Regions from separate parts of the Homo sapiens genome. Here regions 1 and 2 are each linked to region 3. Evidence: chromatin loops called from intact Hi-C (ENCODE). Cell type or tissue: OCI-LY7. All regions are shown on one strand. Links, peaks and the distances in the headings refer to the core of each region. The heading gives the core; the rest is flanking DNA. Region 1 has its middle 19 kb from the start of MIR6502. Region 2 overlaps GRIP1 (glutamate receptor interacting protein 1). Region 3 has its middle 14 kb from the start of GRIP1.

Region 1 (10,888 bases), core at 903-8,902, 420 kb before region 3:
GACACTTTTACTCTGTCCAGTGGAATGTTCTCTTGCTTGCAAAGAAACTCCACATCATTCTCAAGCTATTTAAAGACTTTTTTTTGGCCGAGCACAGTGACTCTCACCTGTAATCCCAGCACTTTGGGAGGCCGAGGCAGGCAGATCACTTGAGGTCAGGAGTTCGAGACCAGCCTGGCCAACGTGGCTAAACTACATCTCTAGTAAAAATACAAAAATTGGCCAGGTCATGGTGGTGCCTGCCTGTAATCCCAGCTACTTGGGAGAATGAGGCAGGAGAATCACTTGAACCTGAGAGGAAGAGGTTGCAGTAAGCAGAGATGGCGCCACTGCACTACTTGGAGATAGAGTCGGACTACGTCTCAAAAACAAAACAACACAAAACACACTCACACACACACACACACACACAAAACAGCATTGACAATTTCTGTTGTCTTAACAAAACCCGGCTTTCATCCAAGGATACTGCTTGGCTTCCTTTACCACTCTGCCCAGCAAAGGGTGCTCATTCTTCCATGAGCCCAACACCTCTAGGTCTGGGAGGAGTGGGCCAGATCCTCCTAGCTCCACACTGTTGCTCCTACACCACTGATCTCACAGTGCCGGCCTCATGGGCATGTGTCCAGTGCAGTTACACAGGGCCTCGTGCACAGATGCCCCATGCTTGGGGTTTCATACTTTGCAGTTGCCGTCTTGAAACTCTTAACAATTATAGGCTGATTCATGTCTCCTCCAAAATTCTTATAAGGTTGTAACCCTCAGTACCTCAGAATACAGTGACTTAACTTGAAGACTGGGCCTTTAAAGAGGCAATTAAGGTTAAATAAGGTCATTGGGGTGGGCCCTAATCCAATAGGATTGATAGCCTTATAAGAAAAGGTTAAGACACAGACAGACACAGGTAAGACCATGTAAAGACAGATGGAGATGGCCATTTACAAACCAAAGATAGAGGCCTCAGGAGAAACAAAACCTTGATCTCGGACATCTAGCCTCCAGAAATAGATTTCTGCTGTTTAAGCCACCCAGCCTGTGGTACTTTGTTATGATGGCCCTAGAAAATGAATACAACAATTTTACCTTTTATTTTGTGTTTTATCAGTGAGGTCTGATGGGATGCTGGGGCATGCACCAGGGGCTCGAAGCCTTGGCTCATGTGGGCTCCTGCCCCTTGCTGCCTCCCCACCTCTCCAGGTCAGGTTCTTGGCCTCCTGTTCCCTGCCCCCTGGGTCCTGTCCAGCCTGCCTCTTTCTGTCAGATCCTCAGGCAGTGACCAGGTCGTGTCAGTGGAACAAGCCCACCTGTGTTCTGCCATTGCCCTCTGCTCCTGTTGGGAGACTGGATGCAGGTGCAGGTGGGGCAGAGGTTAAGTGAGCATCCTTGGTGGCATCTTTGGGTGGAGCATGGCAGCACCATCTTCCCTCCAGGATGGCAGTGCCACACTGTGTTTGTGGGCAACTTGTCAGGGCTAAGTGTAGTGAATGCTTGTAACTTTATGTTGCCTCAGCATCCATTGTTAAATACAAGTTTAACTTTTTCATTCCAGAAATAAGGCTCAGTCATGCTTGACACAGTTTCCAATACTATTTCTCACTCAAATGGCTCCAGCTGGTAGCCAGAGATAAAAACTGGAAGAATCTCTCACCCAGCAAGCTGGGCTCCCAGCCTTCACACTGCTTTCTTTAAACGAAACATTCATTCTGTTTTTTACTGGTACATAATATTATACATTTTATGGAATACATGTAATATTTTAATACAGGTATACAATGTGTGATGATTCATTGTATACATGTATTTCAAATATTCACACATTGTATACATGTATTTCAAATATTCTCTATTGAATATTTCAAATATTCCACATTCTCTATTTTCTCGCTATTTTGAAATATACAATATACCATTGTTACCCTACTGTGGTATTGAACGCCAGAACTCATTCCTTCCATCTAACTGTATGTTTGTACCCATTAACCAATCTTTCTTTATTTCTCTACCCTGTTCCCCACATGCACCCCCTTCCCAGCTTCTGGGAACCATCATTCTACTCTCTACCTCCATGAGATCAACTATTTTAGCTCCCACATATAAGTGAGAACATGCAATATTTGTCATTCTGTGCCTGGCTTATTTCACTTAACATAATGATTTCCAGTTCTATTCATGTTCCTGCAAATGACAGACCATTCAGACATTGGCCCTCGAACTCAAAGTGACCACCTTTCAGTCACAGCGTGACCTCCTGGAACTAGTACCTGCTTGCTTTAAACCCACCAATTAAAACTCCCTGCAGGAAATCTGTTTGGATAATGCCCTGTACCCAGTAAAGGCGTTGGCCCCTGGGTCCCTTCTCTCTCTGCCTGAGCTTGCTGACCGTGTCGTGTGTGTGTGTGTGTCTGTGTGTGTCCTCCAGGCATGGTGTGTAACCCCCCCAGGGTCTGTATGCACTAAAAACTCTTAACCTTTCACATGATGGTTGTGTCATTGAAGCTTGCATGCAACCCCTAATGGTGAGCCCAAGGAGATGCATGCAAGTGGATCCCCTACTGATGTGCTACTGTCTGGTCTGCTGATGGCTGCTAGAAACAGTAGCTACCAGCCAAGTTGCTAGAAAAACTCAAAACACTTCATTCAAAACAGACAGACTCTTGCCAATACTGATCCAGGTCCCAAGGGCATCCTGATGTGGAGGTTGCCACTCCTTGATTCTTCCCCTTCTGCTGTGGGTGGGGGCGGTGGCCTGTGGGAATGAGGAGGTGGATCTCCCTGTCTCCAGCTGGGGTGCAGCACTTCAGGGGAGGTAGAACTCAGAAGCCAGTGGGCCATGCACTGAGTCAGGGGACAGAGCCCCCACTGGGTGTCTCTGCACTCCCTCTGCAAATATCCCCATGTCTGAGGGAACAAGAAATGAAATATCAAATAAAAACACCATGACAGGTCAAGAGAGAGAAAGACTGCAGAAGGAAACGGTTTCATATTTCAGTACCTTTCATGGCACTATATTTAGGCCCCCCATTTTTGTTTTGCACAGCGCCCATCAAATTACATAGGCAGTCCTGCCCAGCCCCATACAAAACAGTCAACACTTTCAGGGCTCATACAATTTGGTGATTTCACCCTCTGCATCTCTGCTCAGTACCCTTGCTTCTGGACATACAATCTACTCTCTTAGCTAGTATCTTTATCCCCACTCCCAGCTACCATAGTTTACTCATCCATTATCAACATGCCAGCGCATGTACAAAACTAGTTCTCTAAAAACAAAACAAAGCAAAACAAGCAAGCAAACAAGCAAACAAACTAGCTTTCTGTTTTACTGACCTTGAAACCCACTCTGGAAGAACAATTCCCTCTTGTAGGCCACCCTTATCCTTTTCATCACCCAATAGCTCCACCTCTCAGCACTGGAAGGAAATGTGAAGGTTTTGGGCAAGTCAACCAGCTGTGTGATACCACACAAGTTAGCTGCTGTATTGGAGCTTCAATTTCTTCATCTGTAAAGTAAGGAGAATAATATTAACTTTATAGGTTTTCTGTAAGGATTAAATAAAATTCTATGGATGATGTGCTTAGCATGGTGCCAGGCACATAAGACATTCTCAAGAGATGGCTAGCGCTTTCCTCTTCAATCACAAACTCCTGTCTCTGGGCTCTCAGTCTCTTGCCCCCATCAGAACTGACCTCCAACACCAAGACCCCCGGCCCCTCCATGTCTCCATTTTCTGTTACTTTATCATTACACCATCCTCACCTCCACCCTCAGGCTTTATGTCCCTAATTTTTATTTATTTATTTATTTTTAAAATTTTTTTTATTTTAGCAGCATCCTATTTCTTTTCTGCCTTATCTGATCTGCAAAATGCTGGCCCTGGGATCTGCGTTTTCTGTTTCTGTGCCTGGGTGCTGTTAAAGCCACCGCAGCACCCAGCAGACACATGCCACTACATATTCATGGGTTCCCCTTGGGTTAGTTTCTTTCTGCTGCTTAGGGGTCTTTTTGCTTGTCCCAGGCCATCCATCACCCCTTACTCCACAACAGTTGTTAGAAGGCTTCTCTTCAAGCCTCCTTGCCTTTTCTATCCCTCTGGCTCTCAGGCACTGCCTCTGCTTTCAACTGCAGAGAAAAAAAATAGCAGGTATTGGGCTTAACTCTTCATTCCTGCTTTTGCTTATGGACAGATCCACAGAATATGCATTCCTCGCTCCCGCCTCCCGTCCTTATCTTCTTGCCTAATCCAAATGTTTTCTTCTATGCTCTTGATCCCTTTTCTGTCCTTTATTCAATCAATCATCTTTCCTACTTTATCTTCAGCCACTTATTTTTCATGTCTGCTTCTCCTGAACACATAAACATAGCTTTTTCAATATTTAGGAGGAAAACCCCTTCTTTCATCATATATCTTCATGTAACTTCCGCTTCTTCTTAGCCAGGCTCTTTGATAAAGCAAGCTCTGGCTTGCTCCTTCTTTCACTTCCTGTTTGTTCCTCAGCTCCTACATAAAGGGTTTGCCCTCCACTCCATTACCATTTCTCTCTCTCGGAAAATCCATGGCATCCTGGCTGCCAATCATAATGATCAAAATTTAGGCTTCACCTCACCTGATTTCTCTGCGGCATCTGATATTGTTGAGTACTTTCTGGAAGGTCTCTCTCTCTCTCCCTCCCATTCCAGGAGATGGCTCTCCCTTGATTCTATTTCTACCGCTTTGTTCCTTCCCCCTCTACCTTCTTCATTTCTTCCTCCTCTGTTTCCTCAGAGGCTGCCATTCTCTGGGCTTCTATTAGGTTGGTGCAGAAGTAATTGTGATTTTTGTCATTAAGGTAATGGGTTTTACCTCGCCGCTGCTGTGAACAGAGGTGTTATTTAAAGGTAACTGCCACTCCAGCCCTGCTGGGTATTCGTAAGATCTCAACCACATGTGCTACGTCCCGTCAGCTGGGAGTATTTGCTGTAGAGATGTTTGGGCCCACTGGCTCTTCTTTCTATCCATAATCACAACATTTTAAACTGTTGCTTATTCTCTAGTTCCTCTTGTGTCTAAGCCACTTCCCAGTTCTGTCTTTGCTCCCTGACTTAAAAAATCTTCTAGTCTGTCTGACATGGTCTTTCAGAGGGCTGCAAACAGTTAAAGAAGCCCATTTTTATACAATCTCTTGTATCTACGGGAGGCCTGGTTCATCCTAGCATTCTGACTGTGGTTTGAGCAGTATTTGTTACCTCCATTAATATCCAAGAACAGTGTTTGGGGGACATTATCCCCAAAGACCAGATTAAAGACCAGACCCTGTCGCGTGTCATGGCTTGGTCCTTGCCTACTTTTCTAACCCTATCCATTCTCCTGGAAGTGCTCATTCCTCACCAAATAAAACCACTGGCAGTTTCCAGGAGGCACCAAGCTGCTCAAGCTCTTTGTGTGAATGGCCTTTCTCACTTCTACCCTCCTCTGTCCAGCCACCCTACCTCCCTCTCCTCCAGCCCTTGCCAAGTTAACTACTTCCACTCTCTGACTCGTAGCTCTGATCAATCTTTTCTACAAATGCTTGCTTCTCAACTACCATCCGAAACTTCACTTTCAATCATGTCTTTGTCTCCAGAGCCCAGCCAGGCAGCATCTGTTGATTGGCTAAATAAGTGAACAAAGCTGGAGGAATGCTTCATTAGAATTCCACTAGGGGTCACTTTCTCTACATTCCAGGAAGAAATAGTGCAGGCACTTAGCAAATCAACTTTCTGAAAAATTCAGCTTTGTTTAATTTTTAAAGTAATTTGTTGTTTATTTGATGGAAACTGAAATTCTCCATGTTGTACAAGCCTCGAAGCACCGTATGATTGCAAGGTCTTTCTGGTTTTACGGATAATATCAATATTCATGTTTGTGTAAAAAACTGAAATTGAACATGGCATTTAATTTTGCATATTAATAATTCAGATCACTGAATTTATATGAAAGGTGCTTTCCTATTTTTAGCTTAATAGCTTTAGATAAGGTTAATATTTAATTAGTTCATTTCAAACATGTTTCTAAATTATCCCAAATATCTGTTCTAAACCTTTATTTCTTTTCTACTTATTTTCATTTAATTTCAGTTGCAAAATTAATGATGTATTCTTACTGATCATCTTGATCTGCCTTATATCACAGAGATTTTAATAAGGGGAGCTGAAGAGAGGGAAAGTGATTTTACTAGTAATTAATAGCCACTAAAATGCAATACAAAGACATTTAGCACAGACAAAATGTTCTAATATTTCAGTTACTTCCTTAAATGCAAGATTCTTGAGGGGCCTCCAAAGCAGCCAAGGTATTAAGTTTCTGTTTTTAAGGAAAAATATTGTTCTTAGCAACATTAAACATAGCATAGTAAATAGTTAAACACTAAGCTATATTTCCTGTCAAACTTTTAAGACACAGAGATATCAACAAATGATGAACTACCATGAGGTAAGTGTATGGACAGAACATGCAACAGGTGCCATTGGAACACAGGGAGGAATTACGTAAAGATGGTTTCCTGGCAGAGTGGGTTGCAAGGGATATTTCCTGTAAGCTTTGGGCAAACATAACAGAAGCCTCCCTTTCTAATGACTGTGTATAGGCTTGAGCCATTTCTCCAGAGTATGTCAGGGAAACTCCATCTACATTAAGTAAACCCAGTGTGTGTGAGCATACTGCATAGAGATTTTGGTATTAGAGATACTCTTACTACTATGGCACAACCTCAACATTCAGTAAACTGGAGGAGGGCCTTGCTTCTTCACCGTGGTTTTATTTTATTTTATTATTATTTTTTGAGATGGAGTTTCACTCTGTCACCCAGGCTGGAATGTGGTGGCTTGATCTCGGCTCAGTGCAATCTCCACCTCCCAGGTTCAAGGGATTCTCCTGCCTCAGCCTCCCAAGTAGCTGGGATTACAGGTGCCTGCCACCACACCCAGCTAATTTTTGTATTTTTAGTAGAGATGGGATTTCACTATGTTGGCCAGGCTGGTCTCGAAATCCTGACCTCAGGTGATCTGCCCACCTCGGCCTCCCAGAGTGCTGGGATTACAGGTGTGAACCACCACGCCTGGCCATCACCTTGGTTTTCTGCCCATATCTGTGCCAATTCTGGAAAGAATTCTTGGAACAATCATGATCTGCATGAGTTCTATGATGAATCCCTAAAGCATGGGTTTCCCACACAGTTGGAAGCCATTTCTGTGTCCTCTATCTGGAATGCTCCACCTGCCCGCAATGCACTGAACTCTTCCTCTTTTCTGGACATTAACAGAAAGGTGACTTCAGGCTTGGGCTGTATCCTTTCCTCTGAGAAAACCTTCTTTGACCTCTCAGATGAGGTTAAAGCTCTGTTTTAGGTGATCTGTTAGCTCTAGACACTTCCCTTTTGTAGCATTTATCACTGTTGCACTTTGCATTGGGTTTCTGGTCATTATTGAATATCCGTGTCCCAGACTCAGCTAAAAGCCCCAAGAGAGCTCCAGGTGTGTCTCTGCTCACCTGTACCTAGCAGAATGTCAGGCATGAAATAAGCATTCAATAAAGATTTGTTGAATAAATAAACTCAGATATGATATGAATGTCCTAAAGGACGAATAAATAACTATTTAAGCTGCCACACCGATGGGTTGTTCTGGCAAAAGAAAGAACAAATGTATGCCAGCCTTTCTTCCCAGTGAGACTTATGGGAAAGGTGAGCAGAGGTCCTCTGACTTTGAGTTCTGCTTAGAGAAAAAACTCTATCTTCAGTTTCTATTAAATCTTTTTTTTTTTAATTTCGAAATGGAGTTTTGCTCTTGTTGCCCAGGCAGGAGTGCAATGGCATGATCTCAGCTCACTGCAACTTCTGCCTCCTGGGTTCAAGCGATTCTCCTGCCTCAGCCTTCTGAGTAGCTGGGATTACAGGCGTGCATCACCAGGCCCAGCTAATTTTTTTTGTATTTTTAGTAGAGGCAGCGTTTCACCATGTTGGCCAGGCTGGTCTTGAACTCCTGACCTCAGGTGATCCACCTGCCTTGGCCTCCCAAAGTGCTGAGGTTACAAACATGAGCCACTGTGCTCAGCCAGTTTTTATTAAATCTTTCAAAGCAGAGCTCTAGGGTCTAGAGTCTATGTTTTGTTTGTTTGTTTGTTTAGACAGAGTCTCACTCCTATCGCAAAGGCTGGAGCGCAGTGGCATAGTTTTGGCTCACTGCAGCCTTGACCTCCCAGGCTCAGGTGATCCTCCCACCTCAGCCTCCCAAGTAGCTGGGATAACAGGTGCACGCCACCATGCCTGGCTAATTTTCTGTATTTTTAGTAGAGACAGGGTTTTTCCATGTTTCCCAGGTTGGTCGTGAACTCCTGAGCTCAAGTGATCCACCTGCCTCTGACTCCCAAGGTTCTAGGATTACAGGTGTGGGTCATTGCGCCTGGCCCAGGGTTCTGTATTTAGGAAAGTTTTGGAATGGAAAGAGAGGGTCCTGGATTATGATGGATAGATGGGATTGAGCAAAGGGTAGCCAAAATGTTCTACATAATAAAGAAACAGGAATGTTAGCTATTTTCCTTTGCAGCCCAAGAAACTTGTGATTTGTAATTCTAGATGCAGGGAAGAGACTAGATGTGAAAACAGACTCTGTGGGAAGGAATGGGCCTCTAGAATATATCACCAAGTGAGAGATCTAATGCTATTACTCATTTTCCTTCGTCTACTACTACTGGCATCATTTACTACGTCAATAGCTATTCTGTGTTCAAATACATTATTTATGTGATCCTCAGAGGAATCCCAGAAGCAAATTTAGGTTTATCACCATTTTACAAAGGAGGAAACGAAGACTAATCAGTTAAGTAACTCATTCAAGGAGGCACATCCAGTAAGGGGCTACTCATATGCTATCCTGCATTGAGGAAGGAAAAGGCATTTTAATGGTAGTGTTTGTTCCCTGATGGTAATTTAAATAGTTTCTTGTTTTGAGTTTCTTTGACCCATTATCCCCAACTCTTCGAAAAAGGCTTAGGTACCACCAGATGGAGCAGGTTTACATTATCAGTGCTTTGGGAAATAGGGAGAGCTGTGCCTTAGCTTAGGGTAAAGAGAAAGGACAGCAGAGACAAGAAACAAGACAGCTGTGGGGTTGGAGAATTGAGCACAGTAGGAGGTGATGAACACTAAAGACAAAGCTTCCCCCTCTCCCTGTACCCTGATAAACATTGTAGAGATACTAGACTTTCTGCAATTATATGAGAGGGAGGACTGAGTTATTTTATTTGGATCTTACCAGATAGGTCAATCCCCGAAGGCCCGAGGATTTGGGAACACCTATTTCTCCTGTTGTCTCAGAGGTAGATGCATGCCCATTGGTGCTTGACTGCCAGCCCTAATCTGGTCTCTCTTTGGTCTCTGCTGAAAAGACTCTACACCTGGACCCACCAAAGACAGTTCTTCCTTGTCCCCATTTTGCTGCCTTTCTGCCAGTGTCCAAATTCACCTGTACTTCATTTTTCTAACATTCCTCCATGCTACTGAGCCTTTCTTTGTGCCACACTGACCAGGGAGGTTCACCTCCTGCCCAGAAAATGGGCATTTTCTCAGATAACTTTTTACATTTTTAGATCATGTCAAAAGCCTATAATGTTCTGGGCAAAAAGGAAGGTGGTTTACTAACAATTATAGGTTCAGCCTACTATACAGACATAATAGGTCCCTGTTTAACGGGAGAAGAAACTGAGGCTTTCAGAGGTTGGCTGCCTTGCCCAGTTCACGCCACTGGTAAATAGTAGACAAGTAATGACAAAATAAAATCATTAACTCATTCCTTTAGATTTGTTTTAAATTTAAATTTGTTTAAAATCAATATTTTTTGGTATACTTTTATAAATGTTTTCTTGTGAAATAAACATACATACAGAAGATGCAAGAAGCTTGAAGGTACAGCTTAAATTATCACACACAAAAAACCACCCATGTAACTACCATTCAGACCCCAAAATAGCATGTTGTTAACATTTCAGAAGTCTCACAAGTCCCTTTCTAATCAAAATCTCCAGATTCACCCCAAAGGAAAACATTACATGACTCTTATTATAACCAATTTCTTTTTTCAAAAAAACCTCAATTTTTAGCAGCTTTATTGAGATACAATTCACACACTGGACAATTCACTAAAGTTTACAATTCAATGCTTTCTAGTATACTCACAGAGTTGTACAACCACCACTATAATCCATTTTTGTTTTTGTTTTTGTTTGTTTATTTTGAGATAGAGTCTTACTCTGTCACCCATGCTGGAGTACAGTGGCACAGTATTGGCTCACTGCAGCCTCTGCATGCCGCCAAGCAATTCTCCTGCCTCAGCCTCCAGAGCAGCTGGGATTACAGGTGCCTGCCACCACACCCAGCTACTTTTTGTATTTTTAGTAGAGATAGGGTTTCACCATGTTGGCCAGGCCGGTCTCGAACTCCTGACCTCAAGTGATCAGCCTGCCTCGGCCTTCCAAAGTGTTGGGATTACAGGCGTGAGCCACTGCGCCTAGCCATCAATTTTTATTTTTATTTTATTTGTATTACCCCATACCCACTCCTCAGCCCTAGCCAACTACTAACCTACTACCTGTCTCTAGAGATTTGCCTATTCTGGATGTTTCAAATAAATGTTTAATACAATATGTGGTCTTTTGTGACTGTCTTCTTTCACATAATATGTTTTCAAAGTTCATCCATGTTGTAGCATGTATCAATACTTCATTCCTTTTTATTGCTGAATAATATTCCATTGTATGGATATAACACTTTATCTACTTATCAGTTGATGGGTATTTGGGGTGTTTGCAGGGACTTCAACATTGCATAGCTTGTTTGTGAAAGATTTTGGCTATTATGAATAATACTGCTATGAACA
Region 2 (10,888 bases), core at 1,655-9,654, 340 kb before region 3:
AATATTTGTCACCTACAGTAAATGTACCATTGGTCTTGGAGGTATTTCTGTGTGTGTTTTTAGCCCATTCTCATATATTTCACTCCTCATCTTCCGAATGATCCTGTGGTACAGACATGACCTTCAGTTTCAGGTAGAGAAGCTGACTCGTGGTGACTAAATGTCATACTACCAATAAGTACTGGAGCCTGAAATCAAACCTGGACTCAATTTCAATACACAGGTTCCTACTCTTCAGTGGTGCTTCTCAGGTTGATAGGAAAACCTCTCACCTTTAGAAAATTATACAAAAATAAACATTGTGGCCGGATGCGGTGGCTCACGCCTGTAATCCCAGCACTTTGGGAGGCCAAGGCGGGTGGATCACTTGAGGTCACGAGGAGTTTGAGACCAGCCTGGCCAACATGGTGAAACCCCATGTCTACTAAAAAAATACAAAAACTAGCCAGGTGTGGTGGCGGGTGCCTGTAATCCCAGATACTTGGGAAACTGAGGTAGGAGAATCACTTGAGCCCCGGAGGCAGGGGTTGCAGTGAGCTGAGATTGTGCCACTGCACTCCAGCCTGGGCAACAGAGTGAAACTCCATCATCATCTCAAAACAAAACAAAACAAAAAAAAATTGTGTAGGACTCAGGCTAGAACATTGAAATATATTCAAAACAACACCAATAATGCATATCCTCTTTATTTGGCTTTTTAAAATCACTGTTTATTCCATTTGGTAGAGGGTTTTATTTTTTTCCATACAAATATTTGAACAATTTTGAATTCCCCAAAACCATACATAGACGATAAATACCATGCTATTAAAGTATTAAATTTGTACAAAAATACTTTACAGTTTAATACTTGTTTGTTACAAATAAAAATACATATTTAAGTGACTCATGATCTTTTTTTCTTTTTTCTTAACATGATCCTGCTTTATACTTTCTTGCCCTGGCGGTTCTGAAATGTGATTGAAATAATATTTTTTTTGCACAAAAAGAAAGGTGATTTTTTTTTTATATTTCCTTAAACAAAGGACACAGTGTTCGAATACTTTGCCTAAGTGGTAGTTTGAATTATTGACCAAAATGAAAATGTTTGGAAAATAATCATTTCAATATGGAGAGTCTACCATCAATATACAGATCTATTTATTTTTTTATGTTCACCAAATAATAACAGTTATTAGTGTAGCTATTCAAAATATCTGAACAAATGAAAACAGTTGCTGACAAACATTTAAAGCAACTGTCACAATTTATTGCTTTGAGGGATGGTAATAATTGGCAATGCATTTGTGAAAAATGTATTTACAATTTCGGTAAGTGGCATGGCTCAGAGCAAAAGATAGTCCAGTGTCATTTTTAAGTACATGTGCTGTACACCCTCAATATTACCAGTTTTCAAAACATGTCAAGCAGTATGAGTTTGGTTTGCCTATCATTAAGATGAACCTCATTTTAATAGACTCTTCATTCTCTGAAGTTCTTAGTCTTGAATTTTAAAAATAAGATAATATAACTAATTCTCATGTTTACTACACACTCTAATTCATTATCAGAGATTTTCAGCTATTAAAAATGTGTCCTTAAAAAAAAAACAGGTCACAAGACATATCCTGTTTGATAATTTGTTGCATAGGGAATAGCATACATCTTAGTTAAAATCATTCCTATACGTGGGCAAAACATTTACCACCACCTATTATGGTCTCCTACGTGCATCATTGCTGAAACATTTTAAGATAACTTAATTTTATACCTGTACCCCTCCCATTGTGGTAGTCCCAGCAGTTTACCAAACACTAGTTCCCCTAGTAGAGCCAGCCTATGAGAAGAAAAGCTTTGTTGGCCAAGTTCTTACATTAATGACTTCATAGTAAGAAACTGATTTCAAAGTGAATTAAGGAAATCATCACAGAGAATATTTTCAAACAGATGTTTCTCTTTTTAAAAAGTGATAGTAAGATGAACTTGTAAAAAATTTCCTCTGATGTTAATTGTAGAGTTGTGGGGGACGGCCTATTTTTCTCTACCGTTGGGACTGGCAGGGCATTGCCCACCATATACCATAGTGGTCACCAAAAAAGAAACCTCTTCAACTTGAAAAGGGAAGTGAACATGAGCCATGAGAGAGATTTAAAAGACCCCTGTGCTTGCAGTTAATGCCACGTTGATTGATTATCTGTGCTTCAAAGGTCACAGAAATCTTAAAGGATTTTTAGCACCATGTAGATATTGTCTTTTGTCCTGCTTTATAAAAAGCGTTGCTATAATGTATTAGTGGGTTCTCGTGTCTCCAAATTACCACCGTGGCTAGGCTGCTGGAAAAAAGCACTGTTCTGTTCACTCCAATCTCCTGGTAGACTCTGTTGGTCTATAGACTTCTGTGAAGCCAGTGGGTTTCTACTAATAACCAGGTCCAGCTTATTCCCGGATTCTGCTATGAGGGGCACAACAAGGCAGCAGTCAAAGTCTCTGGTTCGGACATGATTCACCTGAAAGGTCAAGAACAGCCATTTTGAATTATCGTTGTAACCATAATTCCCAAAACCCGGAGTAACATTTCAGGTGCAACAAGTTGTTTGAAGTCATGAAGGTGCTAAAATGAGCGCCATGAGGTCTATCCTTGTGACTATGCTGTGACATGGCTACTGGCTCAATTGCCATTGTCTGCTAGTAAATTGTAAGACTCTCGAGGGCAAGGAAGACATACACATCCTACCTATCCTCATGCCAAGGAGGTGGCTCCACCCACAGTGGGGGTGCTGCAAGTGCTGAATATTATCCCTAATTTACAGATGAGAAAAGCAAGCCACAAAGAGGTTAAGAGCTTTGCCTTAGATCAGTAGTTGGTAAGGGTCATAGGATGTAATCCCAGGCCAACTGGCTGATCTCAAAGCCTGTGCTCTGAATCACGATGCTGAACTACCTCTCCCACAAGCGAGCTCCACCAGGTGCAGTGGCTCACACCTGTCATTGTGGCACTTGAGGAGAACAAGATGGGAGGATCGCTTGATGCCAGGAGTTTGAGACCAGCCTGGGCAACATAGTGAGACCCTGTCTCTACTAAGAAAATTTTTTTAAAAAAATGAGCTTATCCCCTCTTCAGCTTATACATGCACCCATCTTCTTCCATTTCTCCTTCTTCACCAACACAAGTTTTTAAAATCACCCACATGCCGGTTCTACTCCTTGATCTTCCATTCTCTCCTCAGTTTTTTCAGGTCCTCCCTGACACATTGCACTGCTGGAAAATGACCCTACTTGTCAAATCCAGGAATGTTCTGGAGTTTGCATCCTCCTTGGCGTTTAGCATTTGCCGCTCGTGACACCTCCTCACCCTTAAAACTCTCCTTCCTTAGTTCTACAACCCCACTTCGTTTTGATCCTTTTACCATTTTAACTGCTCGCTTTCAGTCCTTTCCTGCCTTTATTTCTTCCTGTCCTTTACATTTGGTTATTGTGGCCAGGTGCAGTGGCTCACACCTGTTATCGCAGTACTTTGGGAGGCTGAGGTGGGTGGATCCCCTGAGGTCAGGAGTTCGAGACCAGCCTGCCCAAAATGGTGAAACTCCATCTCTACTAGAAATACAAAATTAGCCGGGCATGGTGGTGGGCGCCTGTAATCCCAGCTACTTGGGAGCTGGCTGAGGCAGGAGAATCGCTTGAACCTGGGAGGCATAGGTTGCAGTGAGCCAAGATCACGCCACTGCACTCCAGCCTGGATGACAAGAGAGAAACTCTGTCTGAAATAAATAAATACATAGATACATTTTGTTACTGTTAGAATCCATCCTTGGTTCTGTTCTCTTCTTTGTTATAAGGCCACCAAGGGCAACTTGTCCTAAACCCCACCCTTCAGTATCCTAAATCTTTAACTCTGGCTCTAATATCTCTCCTCACCAACAGATCCAAACCACCAAATGCTTCCCAGACTGCTCTATCACAATGTGCTGAAAATATTAAAGACTCATTAGTTCTGAAAGAGCTGTCTTATCTTACCTACCCCTACCTGGACTCCTTGCCTGTGATCTTCTCCTCCCCAACCCACCTTCGATAAACCCATAATAATATTGTATTGCCTTTCTATGTTACCAATTATATCATTATCCTGCTTAAGAAACTAATATGCCTCCAGCATAAAGTTCAAGAGCTTTACCATCACATTCAAGGCCCTTTATAATCTGAATGTAGTCTACTTTTACAGCCTCAACTGCGATGAGAGTAGAGCTAGCTCTATTTATGGATTAGGAAGACACTCATAGAAGGTAAGTAACTTGTCCATAGTTATTCATTCAGCAAATATTAGCATGTCTGCGGAAAACTAAGTGTCCCCAAACTCCTAGGATAAGACTAATTGTTCTATTGCCATAGTAAAAATCATCACCAGAATTGATTCCAAAACTATCAAATTGATCAGTGACAACTTGCTTCAGCGAACACATCCCTGAAAGCCAACCAATGAGTGGCAGCCTCCTGCTTTGAAAGTCAGCTGTTTGGTGACAAACTGTTTCCAGGTGAGTACACTGCTAAGACTGACTTCAACCCACTCCATTTTCCTGCAAAATGCTCTTCCCAAAAACTGTACATAAGATCAGAAATCTGCTTTCCTAAATAAAACTATACCTGACCTCAATGTTACTATATTTAAAGTAAGCAAGGTTCAGCTTTTTGGTTTCAGATATTGTGAGAGATACTGAGATATCAAATACCACATAATGGGAAATGAGAGAATAAGGTACTATCCCTGCTCTCAAAAAGTTTACAATCTGCTGGGGAGTATATGCAGGGAAACAGGAAGGTGGTTTTTTTTTTTTTTTTTTTGGAAACTCACTCTGCACCCAGGCTGGAGTACAGTGGCATGATCTCGGCTCACTGCAACCTCTGAACAGGCAGTTTTAATAATGTAAATTCTACCAAAAGCAAAAGCTGCTGTTCGATATAGGAGGGGCCCCTAGTCCAGACTTGAGGTAAAGGAGGTTGGGTGGTGTCTGGTGAAGTTAGGCTTTGAAGGGGAGTCCTCTAAACTAGTGGTTTTCAATTTGGCTGCTCACTGGAATCACTGGGGGAGGTGTAAAAACACACCGATGCCGTATCTGTCTCCTAGAGTCGCTGGTTTAATTGGTCTGGCATTTGATTGAACATTGGGATACATTCTCTAGGTGATTCCATTTTTTCAATCAAGGTTGAGAATCGCTGATCTATGTGAGACCAAAAAGTTGAGTCGGAATGAGGCAGGTAAGGCCTAGGGATTAGAAGAGCATTCAGAGAAAGGAAAGAGTATATAAGGCTCAGAGCCAATGCGCTTCTATTCTGCTGTGCAGTACTGAGCACTTTTATGTGACAGCATTGTTCTTGGAACTGAGAATAGAGTGGAGAATAAAATCGCTGCCCTCATGGAGTTACATTCTAGTGGGCAACACAGAATAAGCAAATAACTAGCATCATCTGTGGTTGTACTGCGAACCAAGAAAGAAGGGTGAAGAATGGAGAGGCAGGAAAGGCCCTTTTAGACGGAGTGGTTTAAGTCGCAGCATGTGAGCAGGGACCTGAAGTAGAGGAAGGAGCAGGGAAAGAGCCTGTGCATGTTTAGCAGAGAAGCGCCACAAGCTCAGGGCACAGCAGGTGCAAAGGCCAGGAGGTGGCAGCATACACCATTCCTGAAACAAATCCAGCTGAAGCTAGAGAGTATACGAAGAGGTTGCGCACAGTGGCTCACACCTATAATCCCAGCACTTTGGGAGGCCGAGGTGGGTGGATCACTTGAGGTCAGGAGTATGAGACCAGCCTGGCCAACCTGGTGAAACACGGTCTCTACTAAAAATACAAAAATTAGCCACGCATGGTGGTGTGCACCTGTAATCCCAGCTACTCGGGAGGCTGAGGCAGGAGAATCACTTGAATGCAGGAGGCAGAGGTTGCAGTGAGTTAAGATCGTGCCACTGCACTCCAGCCTGAGACTCTGTCTCAAAAAAAAAAAAAAAAGGAAAAAAGATTCTAACTAACTTTCCATCAACTTCAAAAGGTCCGTCATCAACCCTCCAATTAGTTAGCAAATTGCATTCTGGCTGGGTGTGGTGGAAGGCACCTGTAATCCCAGCTACTTGGGAGGCCGAGGCAGGAGAATCTCTTGAACCTGCAAGGTGGCGGTTGCAGTGAACCAAGATCACGCCACTCCACTCCAGTGACAGAGCGAGACTCTGTCTCAAAAATGAATGAATGAATGAATGAAGAGGCAAGACAAGATGCTGGCAAGGTAAGGAGAGGCCAAATCCCTGGGGCCTTGTAGGTCATGTAGAAGACAAGTGGTAGGAAGGACTAGACTGGTGGTGCCTGGAGTCGGATAACTACGTCATATTTATGGGACTACTGTGCGATGGTGGGAGATGACCGTGGTTGGGTGAAATCTGTGAGATTGGGAAAGATGGCTCTGAGCTCAGTGCCGAAAAAAACTGGTAAGAAACCACAGAACTTTGGGGTCTGGGTTAGAATTTACTAGAGCTGAAAATTCTTTATTCAGCTGTTTGCTTCTACTGATTCCATAATCTTGATGACAAAGGCTGAAAGGGAAAAGAGCAAAGGGCCCCAAATATGCAGGAGGATGTGGAGGAAGCTCCCAGTGAGAAATTACTTGCAAGGAATTAAAATTCCACCTGAGGTCTTACCTGTAAGAGCCTGTCATAGGGCTTTAAGCCACCAAGATCTCCTGGCCCAGCTGGGCGAATATTTTTGACATACACTCCTTTCTCCAGTAAGCCATCTGCTACACTGAACCCAAAGTCCTCCATGTCAGAGTCCTTGTACAAGGTCACCTGAAGAGAGAAAATGGGATGTGAATATTTAGCTGGGGTGGAGACTTTTCCTTCTGCAACTTCTTGATGAACAATCTTTTCACACGAATTTAGTCACATCATGATTTGTAATATCAGCATCAGTCAGCTCCCTGCACCAATCCTGCAGCCTTTTTTTCCCACTCCAAGAATATCTTTGGACTTTATGAATTCCCAACCAAAGCTGAAAAAGGAGGAGAACTGGAACGTCTGGGTCCTCCCTCCCTCCTTTTCAGTCGTCATCAGGGGGATATAGGAGAGAACTTCCTCAAGGCAAGTTGACTTCTACTATTTTCCTGGGGCAACCTCTGGTCAGAGGAGCTGCCCGCAGCAGCCCTTTACAACTGCTGAGATGTTGGGGAATAAGCCAAAGGCCTTTCCTTCCTCCCCACTCCTGCCTGGTGCTCTGCTAAGCACAGTGCTCGGCGTATCCTCTCTTTGGGCAAGTACCATGAAGTTCATCCTTTTATTTGCTCTGGAACCCCCAATGAGCACCATCACAGAACACTATGTAAAAGACCTGAATGTGTCTCTATGACAACACCTTGCTCTGCACCTCGGCTTAACTCGCTCCCTCAGCATTTGTCTAGGGTTTGATTTGGTAACTGAAGGCATCTACCCTGAGTGCTGCGGCCTGCCCCCCACCCCGGGTCTCTCTGCATCTAAGGCCAACCACAGCTGGCTAAAGCCTCACTCCTCCACCAGCCCTCACTCCTTCACCTGACCACCTGCGAGTGTTCATCTGAGGCTAAAATAATCATTTGTATATTCATCAAATATTTATTGAGTTCCTACCATATTGTAAGCACAGCATGGGGTGCTAGAAACAGCAGTGAACAAGAGGAAGAAAAGCCTGCCTTCCAGAGGCACACACATGAATATGTAGCAGTCCCCAAGCTCTCACCGCACTGGGCACTGCGCCCAGCAGCACACTCAGCGCTTGATGCTCAGTTAACGTTTGAGGGGGCCACGGGTTTTACCAAGTTGTGCCAGATGCCCTCCACAAAGACTTCAAGCAATGGTCAGGCTTAATTTTCTACTGTAATTATATATATATATTTGTTTTTACACAACTAATGCATGAATACATTCTTGTAAAATAGTCAAAACAAAAACAAAAACAAAATCAGAGCTATGCAGGGCAAAATGTGAAGGTTAAAACTCTTATAGCAAGTATCTTTGTTTATATCCAGTGATTTTACTTCAGAGGGCTATGGCATTCTGAAGGCAATATGAAAGTGGTCAGTGTGTGGGTTTTTATTTTACTGGACAGACAGCTAAAATATCAAGCTGACTGGGTCAACACTATTCACCAACCAGTCCCAGTGGTTATTGCCATATTAGAGGTGAGGAAATTCAATTTCACTGGGGTTATGTACCCGCTCAAGGCCACAAAGGTAAGAATGGTGGGGACGTGTCTGTGAGACTCCAGACACCAAGTGCCTAATGGTTCTATTCTCCTGCCACTAAACATGCACCTCTCGGCCTCACCACTTTCAGTGTCCTCCTGGACAGGAGCCACCCTCAGGAGCCGGTGAAAATGCAGTCTCAGACCCACCCCAGACCGACTGAGAATCTGCAGAACTAATGTTCCCTGAGACGACCCTCTTCACACGCTCATTCCATCATTGTGTGTGCATGTGTGTGTGTGTGTGCACACACACTGGACACTACTATGCGTCAGGGACTGTTTTAGGGACTGAGGATATTTTTCACAGGATAGAGTGATAAAAAAAGTAGAGCAGTGAGCAAAACACAACCTTTATGAGGACAGCCCAGTGAAGAAATCTGATTTAATCCTTATAACGATTCCGTAAGATGGGTAAGAGTCTTCATTTTAAGAGGTGACAGATATAAAGTTTTCTCAGTCTGCCCTCACTTATACAGGGATAGAGTAGTAAGCCCCACTTTACTACATAAAGGGTGTGTGGGGTTATGTGTGTGTGTAGCCTAGTGACACCAGCACCCCCACACCGGCCCCACCACCCACCGCCCATCTAACATGCTCACTGGTGATGCTTAGGGAGAAGTGGTTAGGTTCACACTGTGTGGTTGAGAGCACCCCTACCTTCCAAAGCAATACTCACCAGGGGGAGAGGGGAAGACTTTGCTGGTGGCCTGGGCTTAGGTTTGTGGCAGATCCCCACTCCCCAGCTCCTTGAGGGGAGTAGGGGTCCTTTTTGCTCATGGATATATCTCAAGCCCCTAAGGCAGCACCTGTCACATAGTGGGGTTAGTATTTTGACGGACAGAAAGGGCTTGTCCTGCACCTTATGAGGCTGAGGATCAACCATGATGTCCTGTGCCTTTATGAATCATTGCAGAGAAAGAGAGTGTGAACTAAGAGAGATTTAATTCTGGAGTTCCAGCCATCCCCCTCACCCCTCACCCAAGGCCATGCTGGGAATCAGGAAGGCTGTCCCATGACAAAGTGGCCAGGCAAGACAAAGCTCCAAGGTCGACACTGTGTGGACACGAGAGGGAGGGCACTTCTGGTACCAGGGCCAGGCCGGCCTATCTGTGGGCTGAGGAGACCCAGATTCCCGGACAGTGAGGAAGGTAGGGGGAGGGTCCTCCAATGGGGGATGCTAGACTTCTTGCTAGTAAGGCCTGTGGATGTTGAGTGAGCAGTTTAGAAAGCAAAGAGATATTACTGTCTCTACCAGCTTGTGGAGCAGATCATATACAGACAGGGAAATGAAAGCTCAAAGAGAAATAGCAACTTGCCCAGGATCAAACTGATGGCAACAGAGAATCGGCTCAAATCAAGGCTTCTGACTGCAAAGCTTAGATCTTGCCATAGCACACTCTCTCCTTGCCTAGCACACAGTTGTTTAATAAATACTCATTGCAGAGAGGAATATTTAGGCTGTTCCACAATTATGTTTTTGCCTTAGGCCAGATAGGAGATTTCTGCTCCTCTTTCCTAAGGAAAGGAAGAGTAAGTCACTGGAAGAAAATATTCTTGGTGAAAATTTCATACATATTCTAGAGTAGAGAGGTTGGAACACCCATCTATTCACCACTCAGATCCAACAACCACCAAGAGCTTGCCATGTTTCCTTCAGCTATCCTTCTCTTCTTCGGGGGAGTGTTTTCAAGCAAACACCAGTCCGCATGTCATTTCACTCCTACATACTTCAGTATACACCTCCAAAAAATATGATCACTTTCTTTCATAAACTCCACATCATTAATTCACTGGCAACAGCAACTCTTCTTATGTGATAGCCACCACTTCCTAGTCCATAATTTCCCCAATTGTCTCAAAAATGATTTTTTATTTTTATTTTATTTTTAATTTTTTGAGACAAGGTCTTGCTCTGTCACCCAGGCAGGAGTGCAGTGGCATGACCTCGGCTCACTGCAACTTGGCTCACTGCCTCCTGGGTTCAAGCAATTCTCCTATCTCAGCCACCTGAGTATCTGGGATTACAGGCATGAGCCACCACATCTAGCTAATTTTTCTATTTTTAATAGAGACAGGGTTTCGCCATGTTGACCAGGCTGGTCTTGAACTCCTGAGCTCAAGTGATCCGCCAGCCTTGGCCTCCCAAAGTGCTGGGATTACAGGTGTGAGCCACTGTGCCCGGCCTCAAAAACATTTTTTTAAGTTGGCTTGCTTAAGTCAGAATCCCAACAAAGTCCACACACTACCTCTGTGTTAAGTCTGTTAAATCTCCTCTTACCTGTGGTGGGTTCTCGTCCTTCCCCCTGTGCTGCTGATCTATTGCTGAAACTGTGTCATTTGCTCTGTAGTATATTCCTCTGTCTCCCACATTTCTCTAAATGGAAGTTAAATCTAGATGCTTGATTTCAGTCGAGGTTAGCTTTGAGGTGGGGACTGGGGGCAGGAACAGTTCATAGGTGGCACAGTGCTTCCTATCACATCATGTCTAGCTGTCCTACTTTGGGTGGGTTCAGGTGATGACAGCCTCATTCCTCTATTGTAAGGGTTCTCATCAATCTTTAATCTAAAGGTTTTATTTATTGATCACTGTCTGAATCAAAATTTCATTAGGGGTTGCAAAGCGATAATCTTTTTCTAATCCTATTAACATCTTCTG
Region 3 (10,888 bases), core at 1,660-9,659:
GACTAAGTGGAACATACAATCCCTTAGTCACGGGGACTGGTCCAGAAATAGGCAGTCACACAAGCCATGCTAATGAGATGTAATCCCAGAACTTTTGTTAGAACTGCTGCAAAGAAGATAGTCTGCATTCCACTGGGAATGGCAGGCTATGTACTTGGAGTTGCTATCTTATCACCACATGGGAAAAGCTGACTTTGAATCATACCAAGACAGAGGAAAATAGAGTCGAGGGATGGAGAGTGACATATTCCTGGAGATGCCATTGGAACATCCGGATTCATCCATTTCTAAATCCCTAATACACCGGACTTAGTTACTTCGGTCAGTATGGTCTCCATTTTGCTAATTTAGTTGGAGTTGGATTTCTGTCACTTGGGATCAAAGAGTCTTGTCTAATACTCTTTTTTAAGCTTTAGATTCTTGATCTGCAAAATAAGGCAGTTGTGTCTCTAAAATTCCTTACAGTTCTACCATTCTGTTACAGTACTGAATTTACCAATTTCACTGGGCTGCTGTGATGATCAAATTAGATAATAAATAAGAAAGCACTTTGTCAATTTTCAAGTGCTTTACAAAGAGTACGACTGGCTATGAAAATAATATTCAAATATATGTGTATTTGTGTGTACACTGAAAAATTAGGAGGCTCCAGAGTCCATTCCATTTGTAATATAGTTATATAAGAAGCATAGACTCAGAAAACAACAAAGAAAAAGGTCTCACTCTTGTGCTTCTCTCTTAGGAAATTCACATTTTACCAAATCTCAAAGGTTTCTGCTCATAATATCTTGTCTTCCTAAGTTCATTACCAAAACCCAGAAGGGTCCTTTTCTTTCACTTAAAAAAACAGTGCCTATTATTTTCCACTTTATTTCCATAAAAATGACATTAAAGTGCTCCTTGGGGATGTTTTGCAAACACTTTCAATCACCAATCACTGACTCTGAAAAAAAAAAAAAAGGAAAGGCATTTTATTTTCCTTCAAAGGAGGAAACAACCCTCTAATAATGTCTAAAGGGGAAAAGGGCTCTATAAAAATGGGCGCCGTGAAAAACCATGGAAAAGATAAAAGAAGTCAGGGTTGAAGGACATTCTTCACTGGGTCTCTTCCTCTCATCAGGCACCTTCTTAACATCCAGGTGCACAAGCCCCCTGCAGTCTAGCAAGTACACCTTCCCTTTCAGGTCTGCACAGCTGCACAGTCAGGCAAGCAGCTACTAGAGGGCAGCAAAGGATCAGAAATGGGAGTGCAGGGCTCAGGCAGGCTGGCTGGGAACTGACCAGACGACCAAATTGAGGCCAGATACTTGAAGACAACCTCGGTCCAGTTTCCCATCAAAAGACAGGAAGGATCATGGGATCCCTCTAAGTTCTTAGATGAGTATAACAAAGCTTGTGTTGACAGTAATCCAAAAATTTAGCACAGTATCTGGTGACAGTAACAGAGGCCGAGTTGTCAAGAAACGAGGGGCACATGGGAAAGCCAAGGGGGAGCCGAAGTCCAGGAAAAGCAGGCGGAAGGTCAGGGGAACCTGGGTTCTGGTCAGAATTCTGGGAACCAATCAAGTCAATCATTGTCATTGTCATCATGATCATCATCAACATGGCTAGCACTCACTTACTTCTCTGTGTGCTAGCCATGGCTTAAGTCTATATATACATTTCAAAAGGCATATGCAGGAGAAACATTTTTACCTAGCTTTACTGAGGTGTATTTGGCATAAAATAAAAATTGTATATATTCAAGGTATACAACATGATGATTTAATATATATATACACTGTTAAATGACCACAATCAATTAACATATTCATCACCACTCAGCATTGATGTGGGTGTGACGGGGGTCATGAGGGTACTTAAGATCTACTCTCTTACCAAATTTCAAGTAAACAATACAGTATTATTAACTATAGTCACCATGCTGTACATTAGATCTCCAGAACTTATTCTTTTTGTAATTGAAAGTTCGTACCCTTTGATCAACATCTCCCCATTTCCCCCACTCCCAGACCTCTGGCAGCCACCATTTTACTCTTTTATGAATTGGACATTTTAATGTATTGTAATTTTAAAATTATTTATTTTTATTTATTTATTTATTTATTTTTGAGACAGGGCCTCGCTTTCTTGCCCAGGCTAGAGTGCAGGGATGTGATCATGGCTTGCTGTAGCTTCAGCCTCCAGGGCTCAGACAATTCTCCTGCCTCAGCCTCCTGAGTAGCTGGGACCACAGGCAAATGCCATCACACATGGCTAATTTCTTCTATTTTCTGTAGAGAAGGGCTGTCCCTACATTGCCCAGGCTGGTCTTGAACTCCTGGGCTCAAGCAATCCTCCTGCCTTGGTCTCCTGAAGTGCTAGGATTACAGGCGTGAACCACCACATCCAGCCAAATTTGACTTTTTTAGATTCCACATATAAGTGAGATCATATAATATTGGTCTTTCTGTGTCTGGCTTATTTCACTTAACATAATATCCTCCAGGCTCATCTATATTGTAGTAAATGGCAGGATTTCCTTCTTTTCATTGCTCAATAATATTACACACACACACACACACACACACACCACATACACCATATTTTCTTTATTTACTCATTTCTTGATGGACACTTAGGTTGTTTCCACATATTGGCTACTGTGCAATTAACACGGAGGGTACAGGTGTCTTTTCAAGATGCCGATTTCATTTCTTTTGGATATATACCCGCAAGTGGGATTACTGGATTGTTTAGTACTATTTTTAATTTTTTAGACCAAGCACGATGGCTCATGTCTATAACCCCAAGAATCTGGGACGTCAAGTCAGGAGAACCAGCTGAGCTCAGGAGTTTATGACCAGCCTAAGCAACATAGCGAGACCTTGTCTCTAATAAAAATTAAAAAAAAATTTTTTCAAAAAATTTTTTTTAATTTTTATTAGAGACAAGTTCTCGCTATGTTGCTTAGAAAAATTAACCAGGCATTGTGGTGTGTGCCTGTAGTCCCAGGTATCCGGGAGGCTAAGGCAGGAGGATTGCTTGAGCTCAGGAGTTTGAAGCTGCAGTGAGCTATGATCCTGCCACTGCAGTCCAGCCTGGGCAATAGAGCAAGACCCAGTGTCAAAAACAAAACAACAAAACAAAAAAACCTCCATACTGTTTTCCATAATGGTTGCACTAATTTACATTTCCAACAACAGTGTAAATAGGTTCCCTTTTCTCCATGCTAGCCAGCTATGCTATTTGCTCAACCCAAGAAATACAAGAATTAGTCAAGGGTAATTTTCATTTTATGAGATTTTTGTTTCATGCTTTAACTTCAGAACTAACCTCCACCACTCAACTCCAGTGCAACCACTACTAAATTCAATGACTTCTAAACCAAACCTTATTTGTCACTTCTCATAGTCAAGGTTTTTCTTTAAGGAATGTGCCTTCAGTCATTTGTATCTGTGGTCCTGGTGGAAGGCAAAAGCACAAACTATTAGAAACATTGGGTTTGTTCAAGTGCTGTGATTTGTGCTTAGGCTGAATAAGAAAAACTATCAAATGAATACACTAGAGGTTTCTTCCATAAAGCAAAGGGAAAAGTCTAAATATTTCATTAAAAATACAACAGGGAGGAATTTACTTTCAAGTTTTTACAAGGAATTAAAAAATACATATACTTTTCCAAAGTTAGATCCATCAACTTTTACCTTTCTTGTTATATAGATCTCTGAATGGTTCTTAATGGTTGCCTACGTTATCAAGCCTGGAATTCGACAATGCTCCCACCATGCCCTTGTCCACTCATTCTTCCGAAAGTTTGGTTCTAAGTCCCAGTGGTGAATGAAAGTGTCCTCTTTACAAGCATCTTTTATTCTAAAGCTACCTTTCTTTTGCCTTTATATCTAATACTTTATTTTTAGAAATGACATTAAAATTAGTCCCTAGGAAGAGAGTCCTTCCATAGATTCTCTCTCTTAACTTGTTTGCGTAGGGAAATGCAGGCGCTTAATTGATCAAAAGGGACTCACAGAAGGATGAACTATTTTGCAGAAGCATGCTAATGGAAATGCACCAACCGCTAAGACCCACTGCTCACAGGAAGCATCATAAAACTGGTGAGCTGATGGAAGTGCAAAGCTGTAAAGTAACAGCCAAATTTATCTTTTTTTAAAAAATAAAAGGTATCTTCCAAGTAGAAAATTAGAGAACCATTTGATATAATTCACTGCATTTGACAGCTTTGGAGTAGATTTATACCCTGCTTTTTTCCTCCCACCTTCAGTTTTCCATTATCAATCTCTCAGCAGGGTTTGGATTTCAGCATTGGCACCAATAGACAGAACTGGAAACAAGTGCATTCTGCAAATCACTGCATGCTCCCATGTCATAATCTCAATTCTCATTCCTCAGATACAGATTCTAGGTTGCAGCTGCAGATTAAAGTCAATTCTCTAAAATTACAACTGTAATTTCTCACTTATTTCAGGAGTTCCAATTGTGTAACCCTGTAGGAAGTTTCACTCATATGAGGAAGTTCAAATGAAACAGAAATTTGAGTGGAGAATTAAGCTGTCCCTTCCTTTTTTGGCACTGCGTCTACATGGCATCTTACAACTCTTTGATTGCTGTGATGACAGGCAGGGCCAAACTAGTCAGGAGACAAAAGACAAGGCCATCTATCACCATTATTTGGAAATTTCATCTAGCAAAGGATTTATGATCTGTTCATTTTGGAGGAGATTTAAAAAAAAACAAAGATTGAATAAAGTATGTCTGGTGATACATGAAAATGAGATGATGAGATGGATTTTACAGAAGACCTGGGGCTGACTGCATTTGGTCAGAAGTGCCACATTGTCATGGCAGAGAGGAGGGGATTTGTCTAGGACCACTGAGCACCACAGCTGAGAGTTCTTTGAAAAACAACCAGTACCCAGAGTATCCCAGAGGCAGTCAGGACAGCACAGTGATAAGAGTGTGGGCTCTGGGACCAGACTGCCTGGGTTTGAATCTAGGAAATGAGCTACGACAAGTTACTAAATATTCCTGTGCCTCAGTTTCTCTAGCTACTCATAGGATTATTACAGAATTATTTCGTAAGTCATGACTTGTGCTGAGGAGTCCTGACCTAGAACAGTACCTAACATATAACAAATGCTGGAAACCACTGTAACCTAACTTCATAGGGTGTTGAGAATGTTACAGGAGTTATGAATAAAGTGTTTAGGATAGTGCTTGATACATAAAAAGTGCTAGGGTGTTAGTCATTATTACTATGAATGTTGTTATAATAGTAACCAATAATTAGTAGTACCAGAGTTCCTTAACATAGTATGTCCCAAGAGAGCCAGGTCATGAGCTTATGAATGACAGGGTGATGTCTAAACTCAGGTTATCAAACTGGCAGCTCCAGGGCCACACGTGACCTGTAAGTACGCTCGTTTTGCCTGAGCTATGTTTAGAAATGTTTTAAATTATTTGCACACTTCAGAAATGTCTATAGTTTATTTAAAGTTATGGGTTTGTGGATTCTCTTTAAAAATCAAGAGCTCATTTCACATTGGGCCTGCATTCCCGCATGCAACTCTCAGTTGGGGCTGGACAATGGTGGCCTCTTTGGATATTTGGGGCATACATTCTCCAGGTCACCCCAGTCCCCACTAGGGTTCCTTCATTCACTGTTATCTGCCTGGCCCTTGTAGGCACCTGAGTTTGCTGTCCTTCTCCCTTGAATCTATTTTAGGCCTTCCGGGGTGATATGCTCTCAGACAGAATTTTTTTAAACACATTCTGGGCCCATCTGAGAATATGATTTTACTGGAGCTCTCCCCGGTAAAATGTACACAAATTTATATGCTCACATGACAACTGCAAGTGGACCACGGACTCCCTAAAGCCCATTCATGAAAAAATTTCCTGTTTTATGGGTCTATTCATGGACAAGAAAATTCCATTAATCCTCATTCTTCATTAGATCACTATTGTATCAAGGCGAATCCCATGATTTTAAAAATAGAAATTATACAGATACATAAAATGAAGGACTATGCTCAGGAAGAGTAAATCCTTTGAACTGATGATAAATTTAGTGGTTGATTTGATTGCACTCAAATTTGGCATCTTTATAACAAAACACCACACCAACTTGCTATCTAATTTCACCTCCTAAACACTTCTCAATTCTGCTACCTCTTCTCCAGATTTCTTAGCACTCTCAGGGCCACTGCCAGCCCAGACGGTACTATTATGAGCATCAGAAACAGCATCTCTTCCTCAAGACATTTTACTGCCATCTGCTGGGGAAAATGTGTCATACTAACTACATAGATTCATCACATCTAAGATGAGAATGCCACATACTAGACAGGGGTCCTTGAGGAGTGCACACCTGCAGAACAGTTTCCAGCATGATTTGAGTTGTGAGCATCCCTGACATGGGCTAAGCATTTCTACTTGAGGCCATTATCCAGAGGAGGCAGCAGAGAGTGGCCATTATGAGCTTTGTAGTTTTGAGTTTTTAAAAAACTTTTTTATTTTGAATTACTTTTAGACTTAATGAAAAGCTGCAAAAAAATGTGGAAACAGAGAGTTTCCACATATCCTTTACCTCTTCCCCAAGGAGATTTCATCCTATAATAATAAAAACAAGGGTTTGAATCATGATTCTGATAGGATCTTGGCAGATGGGCACAGTGCCAGCTCACAGTAAATGCTCAGTACGTATTATTATATGTTGTTATCATCTGCTAGCATCACTTTCCTTAACTATAAATGAAGATAATAAAAATATCTAGTGTGAGGATTATGTTACATTATTAGTAAAGTATTTAGCATAGTGCGTGATAAACAGTAATACTATTATTGATATTGCTGGTGATATTAACTTATTATTTCTGAGGTCTAATATTCTTCCCCAACCCACAGTCACCTAGTACACTGACATCCTGGTTTTCTAAGTATAAAATTATAAGTCATTACTATTCCTGAGATGCTTCCATATCCCAGGGAATAGATGCTGGTAACCAGTTCCCGGATTACCACAGTAGACATCCCAAAGATCAGGAAATACCCAGAGCCTAAGGGCAGAGCTAGTTGCAGGCTGAGGGTATGGCTAAGTGAGATCTCCTTTTGTGTCTTATCTGAGGTCCAACATCTCTCTGAAGCACTAAAGTCTTACTGATAACTGTTGTTGTTATAATTTCATAAAACAAAGGCAAATCTTTTTAAAATAAGGAAGAAAGCTTTTTATTCCCACTTCCAAATCATCTGTCTCTAACCAAGTCATAAAGACCATCAGGCTGCCAGTGCAGTACGATGTGTTAGATGTTCAACAGGAGTTCCTAGAACAGGCTCTACCTCCTCTGGGTGGAGAAGTGGGGCTGACCATGTGTGAGGAGGAGCCTTGCTCATAGGGGGAAGACACTTTTCTCAAAGCACTCCTCAACTGCTGACCCAGCATGCAATCTAACCTGTTTTTTTTTTTTTTATGGCATCTGTTTACACAAATTCTGACCAGGTGGCAAATTCTTCCCCTCTCCTGTCAGCCACAGTATGCTGGACAGAGAACACCTGTTCCAGAAGTGGACTGATTAGCCCAAGGTTGGGATACACAGCACGAGCTATGGGCCACACGAGAGGAGGAGATCCTGTGACTTGTCGGTGGTTGGCTCCACTCCTCCTCTTGGCCCTAGTCCATGTCTACCACTAATGGGATTGATCCATGGGCATAAATCTGAAAGCCCTTGCTAGGCAGGTAGGAGGTTATCTTATCCAAAACTGCTACAGTGTTGTTGCTAGCTGAAAGCAAATGTTTCAAGCACTGGGGAGGGAACTAGAGGTACAAAATTGAGGTTGATAATCTTCGTTTTTAAGGAGCTTCTTGGGGAGGGCATTGGTGAAGGTGATAGAATGGAATAAAAATATCACTTAATGAATATCTTTTCTGCAATGTCATTTACATATGCAGGGTATCTTTAAACAAGTAACAATAATTCAGTGGAATATCAGCTTTATTGATACTATCAGTAGGATGTGTGGATGCAAAAGGGAGAAAACAAATTAGTGAGAAGAATGGATAAATGAGGCAGTAGGAAAGGTTCACAGAGGAGGTGGGACTGGAGGTGGATTGTGAAGGATAACTAAGAGTCTGTCCATGGTGGAGCAGGCAAATATTCCAGGAGAAGAAAGAACTGGTAGCATGGGGCAAATGGGAATGAAGCTTGAAAGAAAACGGAAAAACTAAATGAAGAGGGGAAGAGAGAATCAAATCACAATATAGGCATAAAATGGAATAAGCTAATGATTAGCAAAATTACTATTATCTCAAAACCCCATTTTTTTTTTAAAGGACAACTCATAACACTTACCAGCTGTGCCACTCTTTAGGGTACTTTCACATCTCAAGAATGGTCCTTTGACCCAGTAGACATACAGAAACACAAGTCAACCTATTCATTTCTCTCAATCTACAGAAAACTCTAGCTCTGCAAGCTCCTTGTCATTTGAAGAATTTGATTCCTGATGAGTAAGTTGCTAGCCTAAAGAAAAATACCAATCTAAACATTATTAAGGACAGTGTAACAAAGAAGACATTCTACAAATTCTTTATTCCTGATAGTCATAAAGAGGCTACAAAGAGAATGAGTTAGAGAAAGGTGGAACATACTCAGCATGAAAAAGAAATTTTAAAAAGAATTATGGTTAGGCCAGGCGTGGTGGCTCTCGTCTGTAATCCCAGCACTTTGGGAGGCCGAGGCGGGCGGATCACAAGGTCAGGAGATCGAGACCATTCTGGCCAACACAGACCCCGTCTCTACTAAAAAAAACAAAAAACAAAAAACAAACAAACAAACAATTAGCTGGGCATGGTGGCGGGCACCTGTAGTCCCAGCTACTTGGGAGGCTGAGGCAGGAGAATGGCGTGAACCCGGGAGGCAGAGCTTGCAGTAAGCTGAGATCGCACCACTGCACTCCAGCCTGGGTGACAGAGCAAGACTCTGTCTCAAAAAAAAAAAAAAAAAAAAAAAAAAAAGAATTACTGTTATAGATTTTGTGATCCAAGAGGGATGTTAGGCAGCCTGCACCTAATAGAATTTGGTAGATGCAAAAAAAGTTGCTTGTTGAATAAATGACTGAATGTTCTACTTCAGTGGTTTATAAACTGTGCTTCCCAGAGGTGGTTCTGGGTTCTGTAAAGCACAAAGTAACTTCTGTACAACAGTGAAGTTTCAAACTACTCTGAAGACAAGTGTGATCCCAGTGCCTGACATATAGCAGGTGCTTTATAAACATTTGGTAGTGAATGAATGAAGGAACAAGCAAATGTATTAATGGATAGAGGAATGGAATAGTTTGAACTTTAACAACCATGAACAAAAGGACTAAAATCTAAAGGGAAAAAAGACCAATTTTCCTTCTCTCCTGACCTATCTCAAACTCCATCCTTGCTGTAACTTATTTCCTTTTGCATCAAGGGAAATATAAAAATGACAATGACCTTTCCCTCACATCAGAGAGAGGTGGAAAGAATAAATATGTTAATATGTGCAAAGCTTCCAGACTTCCTTAGAGAGAGCCACTACAGGTATTAATTTAATTATTATGAGCTTCTTGCAGAAACACAGCTGTTACACCTTTAAACAAACCATTTTTGATAATATTTCAGTTATCTTCAAACAGAAGGCAGAATGGGCTAGATAACCATAGGGAAATGGCCGACAACACAAATGCACCTGGCCCTCAGCTCCAGACTCACTTGGGGCTCAATTTGGGGCAGTCACACATTTGAGACTACTTTTTAAGATACTTTTGGTTTTGTGGTGAAGGGCTGAGAAGCGTGCTAACTGGCTGCACTGAGCTGAGTCAGGCACAGGGATGAAACTGATGCCTCTTTCTCTGTCCATAGACAGCTCCAAATCTGAACTAAATTCCAGGAGAGAAGGTGTAAGGAAGTGAAAAGCAACAGATTCGAAAGTATTTTTAGTGGGTTACTCTCTTTGTAGGAAGTTCTGGCCTTATTCAAACTATGTTTCTCATGTCTATATATTAGACAAATGGCTCTAATCAGCAAATGCAAATCAAGACCCCCTCAACAAAGCGAAGTGCAACAAGAATAAAAGCTTATTGATCCTCTTGTTATCGATCTGGACCATATATCTAGATTTCTCTGTATTCTACAACTAGAAAAAATCTTCAGTATGCAGTATTAAATACAGAAAAGAATTACGGTTACAGTATTTGTGATCCTATATTTGTAGAAAGCAATATGCTTTCTACAATATTTACAACAATCAGAGATTAGGAGCTTGAAAAAGAATGGAGCACATTGCTAAATGAGACTTGTGCCACCAGATATGGAGGTTCATGAGATTTGTCTCAAAATTCTTCTCTTCAATCAATATGTATCTAGACTTGAACATGCACTGAAAAGAATTAACATGTCAAAAATGTAACCAGGAGTGAACAAAGTAACTAAGATCACAATTAATTGTACTTAATTTAGAAAGAAAGTGTTTTTTACCTGTCAACTATGGGGAAACATCACTTTTTAGTATCAGGACGCCTTGTGTTTTTAAAAAATATTTGTTGAAGAGTAAAAGCTGTACCTGTGCCTTATTTTCATTTGCACACAGGATGTAAACACTTGAAAGTTCCACCATGAACCCACATTCTACACACGCAAGGCAGAACTTCACAAATGCTTCCCAGGACAGCTCTTTTTCAACTATTTCCTATTTGTCAGTTTGGCCACCAACCCGCAAGTCTCCTAGGCTAGAAATCTCGGCAGAGTTATTTTCTCTTTTCTTGCCTTCCTCCTTCCCTGTTTCTTGTTTGTTCGGTGAAGATAATAATAGTCTGGCCCCCCACCTCCTTTGTTGGCTCTAGGGTGGTCCTCCCACCCCATCCCCTCCAG

Evidence for each region. Hi-C counts contacts between places; a loop is a spot of excess contacts. Peaks named below come from ENCODE experiments on the same cell type or tissue, not always from the same donor. Only the 100,000 strongest peaks of a DNase experiment are listed, where the experiment ranks them.
Region 1: it touches region 3 in a loop (7-fold over the local background); 61 of 110 quality-filtered maps call a loop at or near these places.
Region 2: a loop joins it to region 3, with 8 times the contacts of the local background. A loop is called at or near these places in 23 of 110 quality-filtered maps.

The regions. Positions count from the first base shown.
Region 1 is chr12:66,264,305-66,275,192 of GRCh38, forward strand. No RefSeq gene overlaps it. Among named protein-coding and RNA genes, the nearest start is that of MIR6502, 19 kb to the left of the region's middle. RefSeq lists an enhancer at 7,475-8,100. In OCI-LY7, for the core only: CTCF peaks have their summits at 5,691 (motif pointing right) and 5,890; DNase peaks (open chromatin) are centred at 4,447 and 5,657; H3K27ac peaks cover 323 bases.
Region 2 is chr12:66,346,761-66,357,648 of GRCh38, forward strand. GRIP1 (glutamate receptor interacting protein 1) reads right to left here. Exons shown (of 25, transcript NM_001366722.1): 24 at 6,657-6,803; 25 at 671-2,486. The coding sequence ends at 2,259. It overlaps LOC105369811 (a long non-coding RNA gene), which reads left to right and starts at 10,378. Exons shown (of 3, transcript XR_945040.3): 1 at 10,378-10,888. In OCI-LY7, for the core only: a CTCF peak has its summit at 5,628 (motif pointing right); a DNase peak (open chromatin) is centred at 5,621.
Region 3 is chr12:66,687,826-66,698,713 of GRCh38, forward strand. It overlaps a transcript of GRIP1 not described here. Among named protein-coding and RNA genes, the nearest start is that of GRIP1, 14 kb to the left of the region's middle. RefSeq lists silencers at 1,267-1,316, 6,084-6,378. In OCI-LY7, for the core only: CTCF peaks have their summits at 6,279 (motif pointing left) and 6,481; DNase peaks (open chromatin) are centred at 4,076, 4,506 and 6,256; H3K4me3 peaks cover 647 bases; H3K27ac peaks cover 2,517 bases.